3 separate regions of the Homo sapiens genome follow, and regions 2 and 3 are each linked to region 1. A link is a contact called in ENCODE Hi-C data. All regions are on one chromosome and are shown on one strand. Each heading gives the region's core, a stretch centred on a gene start or an enhancer-like site at or near the end of the contact. The rest is flanking DNA. Distances are from core to core; before and after follow the strand shown.

Region 1 (2,834 bases), core at 111-2,610:
CTGGGTTCAAGCGATTCTCCTGCCTCAGCCTCCTGAGTAGCTGGGATTACAGGTGCCTGCCACCATGCCTGGCTAATTTTTGTATTTTTAGTAGACACGGGGTTTCGTCATGTTGGTCAGGCTGGTCTCGAACTCCTGATCTCAGGTGATCCGCCCGCCTCGGCCTCCCAAACTGCTGTAATTACAGGCGTAAGCCACCGCGCCCGGCCAAATTTCTCATCTTTATGAAACACTCAAGAGAAACCTGTTAACAATAATGAAAATTATCAGCATGCTATGTGCCAGGCACTTTTATGAATATAAATCCCCTTAATCCTTCAATGAGCCTGCATGGCAGGTATTACAATCATCCCGTTACAGAAGGGATATTTGAGAGACGGCCTACAGGGTGGACTCAATAATGTGGCAGCTGGCCGGGTGTGGTGGCTCATGCCTGTAATCCCAGCACTTTGGGAGGCTGAGGCTGGTGGATCACCTTAGCTCAGGAGTTCGAGACCAGCCTAACCAACATGGTGAAACCCCGTCTCTACTAAAAATACAAAAAGTTGCCGGGCGTGGTGGCGCGCGTCTGTAGTCCCAGCTACTCAGGAGGCTGAGGCAGGAGAATAGCTTGAACCCAGGCAGCGGAGGTTGCAGTGAGCCGAGATCATGCCATTGCACTCCAACCTGGGCTGGTGCAAGACTCTGTCTCAAAAAAAAAAAAAAAAAAAAAAAAAGTGGCAGCTGTCGTGGTGCTCAGTGGGCGAGCAAGCACAGGAGGACACCTGGTCAAGTGTACCCCATCTTTCACGGTCCCTGAGTTGGGGTTCGTGCCTACTGGATTGACAGAAAAGAAACTTCCAGGAGTCGTGAAGACTCGTTAGTTGCTTCGGAGGGTTATCCTGGGCGTCCTTGACAGAGGTGGCGTCCTCCTTCCCTGCAGCCTCTAAAGAATGTAGTTAGGAGCCAAGGGAGGTGGTGACCCCCCACCCCATTGAGAACGTCAGGGGAGCTTCCGACTTGAAAAACTAGTTAGACGCTCAGCTTCGGTCAATTAAGCTTATACAAAGAGGGGCGGTGCGTCCTGAGGAGGTGGCACGGGGGAGGCGAGCGGAAGTCCGCCAGCCGCCGATTGGCTGGGACAAATGTCCGTCCCGCCTCCCTCCCGCCCCATCTCCCGGTGGCCTAGCGGCGCGGCCCGCGGGCGCGCTGAGGAGGCTGGCGGTGCCAGACTGGCAGGGGGCGTGACCCGAGGAGGCGGGGCGGGGGGGCGTGTCTTGCCTGGCCCCGGCGCCGGGCTCGTCACGGTTTGCGGCTCCGCCCCCGAACCCCTCCTCCTACGCGGCTCTCCTCCTTCCCGCTCGGTCCGCCGGTTCGCTCAGTTCTAGCTTCAGGTTCCACGCCGCGGCCTCGCTCTCCTACTAAAGCCAGCCCAGCAGTCGCAGCGCGCACACGCACGCCCCGCGTCTCCCGCGCCCGGCGCCCGGCTCTCCCCACGCGCGCACACCTCGCGCACGGACGCACCCACGTTTGTCCTCGCGCGCCGGGGGCTCGGCGGCGGCGGCAGGGGCAGCGGCAGAAGCAGGCAGACCGCGCGGGGCAGTACCGTAGCGGCCGTCACGGGCTGGCCGGCCGGCCATGGAGGCTGATGGGGCCGGCGAGCAGATGAGACCGCTACTCACCCGGGTAACGAGCAGGGTGAGGGCGCCGCGGCGGTGGGGCTCCTCCGCAGGGGGAGGGCGCGGGGCGAGGCAGACAAAGGCGGGGGGCGCGGCGGGCGTCGCGGCTCGGCCACCTCGTCCCAGGCCCGTCGCCCCTCCACCTCCCGGCGGCCGGCGCGCCTCGCCATCCCCTTTGTGTGGCGGCCTGGGGCGCGGGTGGGAGGGGGCCAGCGGCTGCGCTCGGGAGGCCCGAGTCGGGGCGGCCGGCGGCGCGCCGCGGGCATCCTCTGCGCGGCTCAGGCGGGACCCCGACATCCCCGCAGAGGCCGCCTGTGACCCCGACCATCCATCCCTTCCCTCAGCGCTCGCCTCCCCTGTTTCTTAGCGCGCTCCCCAGGCGGGGTCCCGGTTCCGGTTGCCTTGGCGCAGGAGTTTCAGATTAGCCCTCGAAAACCTATCTTTCTTCTCCTTCTAAGGAGGACGGCGGCTCCACCTGTCTCTAGCCCCAGGCAGTGGTGAAGAGCTGGTTGAATCTTTCCCCCTCTTTCCGAGTGTCCCCTCCCGCTCCGCGGTGCGCTTTGTTCGGTGAGTTCTCCGGCCGCGTGGACTGGCCGCGCTCCTTCCCGGCCAAGGCTCTTTCGCTGTTGCCTGCCGGGTCCGCCTTCTCCACTGGCTGGGACCCGGGGAGTATCCTCCTGCCGCAGGCCAAGTAGAAGGAGGAGGGTGTCCTGAGCTGTCTGGTGCTCCTTCTCTAACTCAGCTAGCAAGATCGCGTTTCCTACTGAGACTGGCTTTGATTTCAGGGTTAGAAGAGAATGGGGATGGACTTAAGGCCGGTGTTCCCATTTGTGATGATGGGTGAACGGCCCATGCTCAAGAAGCGGACTTCCTGCTTTCTTTAGAGCACATGCGTCCCCGCAGTTGTCTCTTTCTCCTTTCCAAGTTCGTGACTCAAAGGAGATGGAAGTATTCTAAATTTTCCTACTTCTAATTTTTACTATGCAACCAGCAAAGGCGGGAAGGTTGCAGGGAAAATTGTCCGGTCTTTCACAACTAAGAGGAAAATTACTTCTCCTATGTTTTTATTCAAGAGTTGTCTTTAAAACTGCCTGCCGGCTTTCCCTTTTAACTTTTAGGATTATAGTTAAGGTTATGGAAAGTAGTCATTCATTAGTTCAGTACGTTCATATAAGT
Region 2 (2,834 bases), core at 197-2,696, 4.3 Mb after region 1:
AGCACTTCCTTTCGTACTTTTAAATAAAAATATTTTAGTAGACTCTCAAGAATACACAATACAAAACGATGAATCTTGAAAACATGCAAATGGGTCTAACAGCCACCGAGCACAGGATGATGTCTTTCTAAAGCAGCCTTAATTTCCTTAAGGGAAGATGGATTGGACATTTCTGGTTGGTCGTGGGGGAAAAAAGCCACAAGAAGCCACGCTTTATCTTCATTAGAAATGGTAAAGGGCAAAAAGATCAAAACATTATGAGAGAGATCGGAGAAAAGAGGGGGAGAAGTGGGGTGGGCGGGAAGGGGGAGAGGACAGAGGGAATCCAGTTTCAAACCAGGCCAGTGGGGGCTGCAGAGAAGAGACCAGAGAAAAATGGGCTTCGGTTCCAAACTGTGACAAGCGCCAGGCATCACAAAAGACCAATACAACACACACCCCTCACCAGGACACACACAAATATACCCCACAAGGTCTTCTCCGGGCGGGCCACCGGGGTGCGGCGGCGAAGGAGCCAAACCCGGCACTCGCCAGGAGACACACCATGTGCAGCAATTATGCAATTAGGGAAAATAGCAAAAGATCAAGCCGGGCACTTTCCACCGTGACATTTATCCTGTACTTTTGAAAAGACTTAGTTCCAGGATGCGGCTAGGAGAAGGAAAGCGCTGGGAGGGTTGAGAAGGATGGGGAACTGAGAACGGAAGGGGGTAGAAGGAGGACAGGGAGAGAAGAGGCAGAAGGGGGGGATGGGAAGAAGGGGGAGGGGTAGAAAGGGCGAGAAACGGGGGCAGGAGGCTCGCGGGAGGGGGCGTAGGGAACCGGGCACGGGGAGCGAGGAAGGAGGGAACTAGGGCACGAGCGGTGTAAGCAGAGACCTGCGACGCGGAGGGGAGGTCGGGGGAGTGAGGAGGACGTCAGCGAGAGGGAGGACGCCCGAGGAGGGGAGGCACCGGCGCGGCCCGAGCGAATACCTGAGGGGGGGGTGTCCGTGCAGGTCGCAGGCTCGAGCCGAAGCCCTGGGAGAGAGCTGCCCAGGCGCGAGGGGGAGGGAGACTGGGGAGGCCCCAGGGACGGGATGTCCCCTGCGGACCGTCTAGTCACCGAAAGCCGGACCCACGCACCACGCACCCGACCACGCCTGTCCCCGCCGCGCTCGCGCCCGCCCGGACTCACCCTCAGCGCCGCCGCTGCCGCCGCCCCCGGCCGTTCCAGCTCCGGCTCCTGAGGCTGCTGCCCGCGGCTGTCGCTGTGGCTGCCCCTGAGTCCTGGAAAGTGAAGCCACCACCTCCGGGAGCCGCCGCCGCCCGGCCGTCCGCGCGCGCACCCGCGAGTGCGCGTGCCTGCGCGCCCGCCCGGGAGAGACCGCGAGAGCGCGAGCCCCACGTCGGCCATGCGGCGCCGCGCGCCTCCCTCCTCCCCCCGCCCCTCCTCCTCCGGCGCGCGGCCGCGAGGGGGCGGGGGCGGGAGCGCGCCCGGGCGGGCTGCCCCGCCGGTCGGGAGAGGGGGTGGGGAGGCGGCGAGGAAAAGTAAAGTGACAGCTGGGTCCCGCGCGCAGACTGGGCTCTGACGGGGGTGAGCGAGGGGCGTCCCACGGGGAAGGAACGACAAGGACGGGGAGAAGTGGGGGAAACCGAGGCTGACGGGGTGGCTTGAGGGGAGGGGACGCGAGGACCTTGCCGGGCACGCGCATTAAAGGGAAACGCCGGCTGGGGGTTAGGGGTTACCCCAAGACGGTGCAGGCAGTGGGACGAGGAGGCCTTTTACCCCCATCCACCGCAGCCCTTGACTTCACGCTCGCCTCGAAGCTTTCGCAAAGTAGATACGGGGACTGACCCTGTTGACACACTAACCCAAACTCGCAGACGCGTGGGGCTCGCATGTACCCAAGACAGGAAAACTTCACGTTGGCCTGGAAACTTCTTCCAGGCTAAGCCTGAGTCTTCACCAGACACTGCAGCACGAAGGCCCTTCTGCCTTTTGGCTCGCCCTGGCCCAGAATGCGCACCAGCCGGTAGAGAGGAGCTTCGGGCCGTTTAGCCCTGGGGTATTGAAGAGAGGGGTGGGGGTACAGGGTGCACCACTGTCAGAGTGAGTGGGAAGCTGCCTTCATGCCCAGTTGAAGGATATGGGAACAGTAGCAGTGCTGTAGGTGGCATGAGGGAACATTAGGTTCCGTTGTACTCCTCATCCCAAATAACCGTTTAAAAAAAAAAAAAAAACGTACCTGCTTTGCGAACTTAGCTTCCACGAAATTTCTCCCACTCCAACCTCCAGCCTCACTTACCAACGGAATGCTGGGTCGTTGGCAACGGGGTGTCCAGGGATGCAGCAAAATTAACTTCTATCTTTGTGGAGGAAAGGATTGGAAGATCTTTCACTGCTTAATTGCTGAAATTATGGTTGCTACAGTACTTCATTTGACTGTAGATGTTTTAACTGCTATTTACTAAGTTCAAAATGGGTTTAATACAAATCAGTTACCCTTTTCATTTATTCAAGGAATATTTATTGATACCAGGCACTGTCTAGGTGGTAGATATATGACATTGAATAAAAGAAAAAAATCCTTGTCCTCAGAACTTCCCTATGTCTGAACCTTCTCTGTTGTACACTCAGCATCACATTCGTCAGCAAATTCTGTTGACTCTGTTTTCACAAATATATGGTGAAAATGTCCACTCCGTCTCACTCCCCTCCCCACTGCTAATGTCCTGGTCTAAGGCATCATCTCTCAATAATTATCTCCTACCTGATCTTTCTACCTCCCACTCTCCGCCTCCTCCCTCCCCAACACCTACACACAGCCGACTGTCCTTTAAAACAAAGATTAG
Region 3 (2,834 bases), core at 212-2,711, 3.1 Mb before region 1:
GAGGCTAAGGCAGGAGAATCGCTTGAACCCAGAGGCAAAGTTGCAGTGAGCCGAGATTGCGCCACTGCACTCCAGCCTGGTGACAGAGCGAGACTCCGTCTCCAAAAAAAAAAAATCTAACTTTTGAAGTCTCAGAGGTTTTACACTTTCCATAACAAATAGTTAAGAACCCCCATTCCTGCATGCATATATATATTAATATTATATATATTTATATATATAATTATATATATATTTATATATATATAATATATATATATATTTTTTTATTTTTATTTTTTCCTTAAAAACCTTCAGAGACAGCGATCAGGTGGGTAGCCTAGTTAGGATTTTAACCCTTCGGTTTCCAACAAACGATAATTGCATAGAACCATCAACTCCCTGAAGACAGGACTATCTTGTTCCAGGCAAAATCTACAGCCTCTAGCACCCAGTAGGCATTCAGTGAGGGATTCTCGGTTTCACCTGAGCATCTCCACTCCCTATCCATCCATGCCAAGGCGTCAGTGGAGCCAGCTAACTTTCTTTTGGAAATCGATTATTTTCTTGAAACTTGTTTCCAAAAACTCCGGGCCAAGAAGCCGGCCTGAGGGAAAGCGTGGCCGTCTCCAGGAGCTAAGGACTGAGGAGCTGGCCTTTTGAACGGGTGGCTCAGAAAGAGCTGGGTGGGCACGCGGCATCGCCATGGGCGGAGTGGCCCAGGTGCGCTGGCTGCTTTGGCAGCTCAGGCTGCCGCTCCGGGCCGCTGCTCCCCGGCCGCCTTCAGATAACCAACTTCTCAAACTTCCCTTTCCGGGGGTGGGGGCTCGCCTCGAACGCGGCCAACACAACGCCTTTCCTGCTCGCACAAAGGGGACCAAACGTGCCCCGCGCCCCTTGCAACTGAACTTTCCTTCTCTTTTTCAAGAAAAACTCACAATCCCTGCAGCTACGGGAGTCGGGCTGCGTGAGTGTCGCGGGGGAAACTTTCCTCGTTTCCGCCCGGGGGCCGGGTTGCCGGGCCCGACTGTCAAGCGCAGCGGAGAGGCGGGGACCCCAGGAAGACCCCCGGCGCCCCGCCGAGCCCGGGCTGGGGACCACTCACCCGACTTCTGAACGTGCGGTGGGATCGTGCTGGCGATACGCGTCCACAGGACGATGTGCAGCGGCCACAGGCCCCTGAGCAGCCCCCGACCCATGGCAGACCCCGCTGCTCGTCATAGACCGAGCCCCCAGCGCAGCGGACGGCGCCTTCCCGGACCCCTGGCTGCGCCTCCGCGCCGCGCCCTCTCCGGACCCCGCGCCGGGCCGGCAGCGCAGATGTGCGGGCCAGATGTGGCGCCCGCTCGCCAGCCAGGAGGGGGCCTGGAGGCCGGCGAGGCGCGGGGAGGCCCCCGGCGGCCGAGGGAAGCTGCACAGGAGTCCGGCTCCTGTCCCGAGCGGGTGCACGCGCGGGGGTGTCGTCGCTCCGTGCGCGCGAGTGACTCACTCAACTTCAACTCAGCGCTGCGGGGGAAACAGGAAACTCCTCGCCAACAGCTGGGCAGGACCTCTCTCCGCCCGAGAGCCTTCTCCCTCTCCTCGACGTCCAGCCCCTAGCTCTCTCGTAGCTGCCAATCATGTTTCCTAGACCAGCCCCTCCGAGAGCTTTGGCCGACTTTCAGCTGCCCCTCACCGCCCTCCCACACCACTCAGGAGTTCCTCGCTCCAAGTATTTACTCAAGAATGACTAAGTGCACACAGTTCACAAAGTAACAACAGAAAACGTCCACGTTTTCCCTAGTAGATCAGAACATCTGCCGCCTCCCCTCAGCTTTCTTCAGATTGCTCCTAGGTGCTTTAGAGATGCGTTTTCAAATTGCAAGTTGAGATCCAGGAGTGAATACTCCAATCTATTGAGTCGCGAGCACATTTCTTTCCCAAATAAAATAGTAACGGTAAATTCTACTTCATTAAATTTGTGCTTCAGTTGTGTCTATATGCATGTATGTATGTGCATACACTGTCAAGTTGTAAAATGTTTTTCTTTAGGTCGAAGTCTAGAGGTTTTTCTCAAGTTTTAATGTACATATTGATCACCTGGAAATCTTATTTAAAAATGCAGATTCTAATTCAGTAGGTCTAGGAGGCAGGCAGAGATTCTGCATTTCTAATGAGCACCTGGATAGAGCGTCCCATTTTGCACCGCCTCTTCCCGGGACTGAGTCAGTGAGTAATTGTAAATGATCACCTATCACGAAGTGATAGTGGTGGGAAATGTAATTTTCAGAATGTATAGAGTATAGCAGAAACTGTAAAATTAAAAGTGGGTTGGGAGTCACCTGAATGCTTGTGCTTTTATTCCCTTAATGCAGGTGAAGAAAGAGAATACTTACCCTCTCATGTGCAAACGGGGTAACATGGGAGCAGAACAGTATAAACTTTCAAATTTCCTTTCTTGCTAGGGCAACCAGATTTGCCCAAGACATTCCTGGTGTACATGTTTTGTAGTTTAAATATTAATAGAACCCCCTTTCTCTTTCAGATATGTCCTGATTGGATAATAAACTATGTGATCAACCTACTTCCCACTCTCAAAGATATGATTCTGTACAGCCCTCTGGTCAGTAGATCTTCTAGCAATTCATTTAATGAATTCCTTTACCTGAGAGGAAGATTGCAGAGGCAAGGGTTTGTGCCAGGGTCTCCAGGGAATAAAGGTAAATAGCCCTCCCCCAAACCCAACTCCCAAATCTTTCCTGTCATTCTAAGTGTTCATTTGCTTCATCCTGGAATTTTAACTCATGCTCCACCTAGCACCCAAGCTGCCTCTGGATGTTTTGCCACTTCCCAGTACTCATGTTGAAGATGCAGAA

Evidence for each region. Hi-C counts contacts between places; a loop is a spot of excess contacts on that map. Pooled maps may share reads with other maps.
Region 2: a map of B cell shows a loop between it and region 1 (10-fold over the local background). The contact joins the promoter of UBE2E2-DT here to the promoter of SLC4A7 in region 1. A Hi-C loop is called at or near these places in 2 of 168 maps with a recorded cell type or tissue (B cell and naive thymus-derived CD4-positive, alpha-beta T cell) and 5 of 50 pooled maps.
Region 3: a pooled map shows a loop between it and region 1 (10-fold over the local background). The contact joins the promoter of TGFBR2 here to the promoter of SLC4A7 in region 1. A Hi-C loop is called at or near these places in 7 of 50 pooled maps.

What each region holds. Positions count from the first base shown.
Region 1 is chr3:27,482,910-27,485,743 of GRCh38, reverse strand. SLC4A7 (solute carrier family 4 member 7) reads left to right here and starts at 1,360. Exons shown (of 26, transcript NM_001321103.2): 1 at 1,360-1,677. The coding sequence starts at 1,618. RefSeq lists enhancers at 702-831, 1,310-2,086, 2,102-2,161, 2,192-2,401, 2,562-2,621 and silencers at 962-1,441, 1,472-1,831, 1,862-1,931.
Region 2 is chr3:23,201,605-23,204,438 of GRCh38, reverse strand. It overlaps UBE2E2-DT (UBE2E2 divergent transcript), which reads left to right and starts at 1,446. Exons shown (of 2, transcript NR_136176.1): 1 at 1,446-1,575. UBE2E2 (ubiquitin conjugating enzyme E2 E2) reads right to left here and starts at 1,112. Exons shown (of 6, transcript NM_152653.4): 1 at 975-1,112. RefSeq lists a silencer at 952-1,641 and enhancers at 1,992-2,051, 1,464-2,439.
Region 3 is chr3:30,605,228-30,608,061 of GRCh38, reverse strand. It overlaps TGFBR2 (transforming growth factor beta receptor 2), which reads right to left and starts at 1,461. Exons shown (of 7, transcript NM_003242.6): 1 at 1,085-1,461. The coding sequence starts at 1,178. It overlaps LOC105377015 (translation initiation factor IF-2-like), which reads left to right and starts at 1,138. Exons shown (of 2, transcript XM_047449400.1): 1 at 1,138-1,916; 2 at 2,504-2,834. The coding sequence starts at 1,138. The coding sequence ends at 1,578. RefSeq lists a silencer at 1,288-1,387.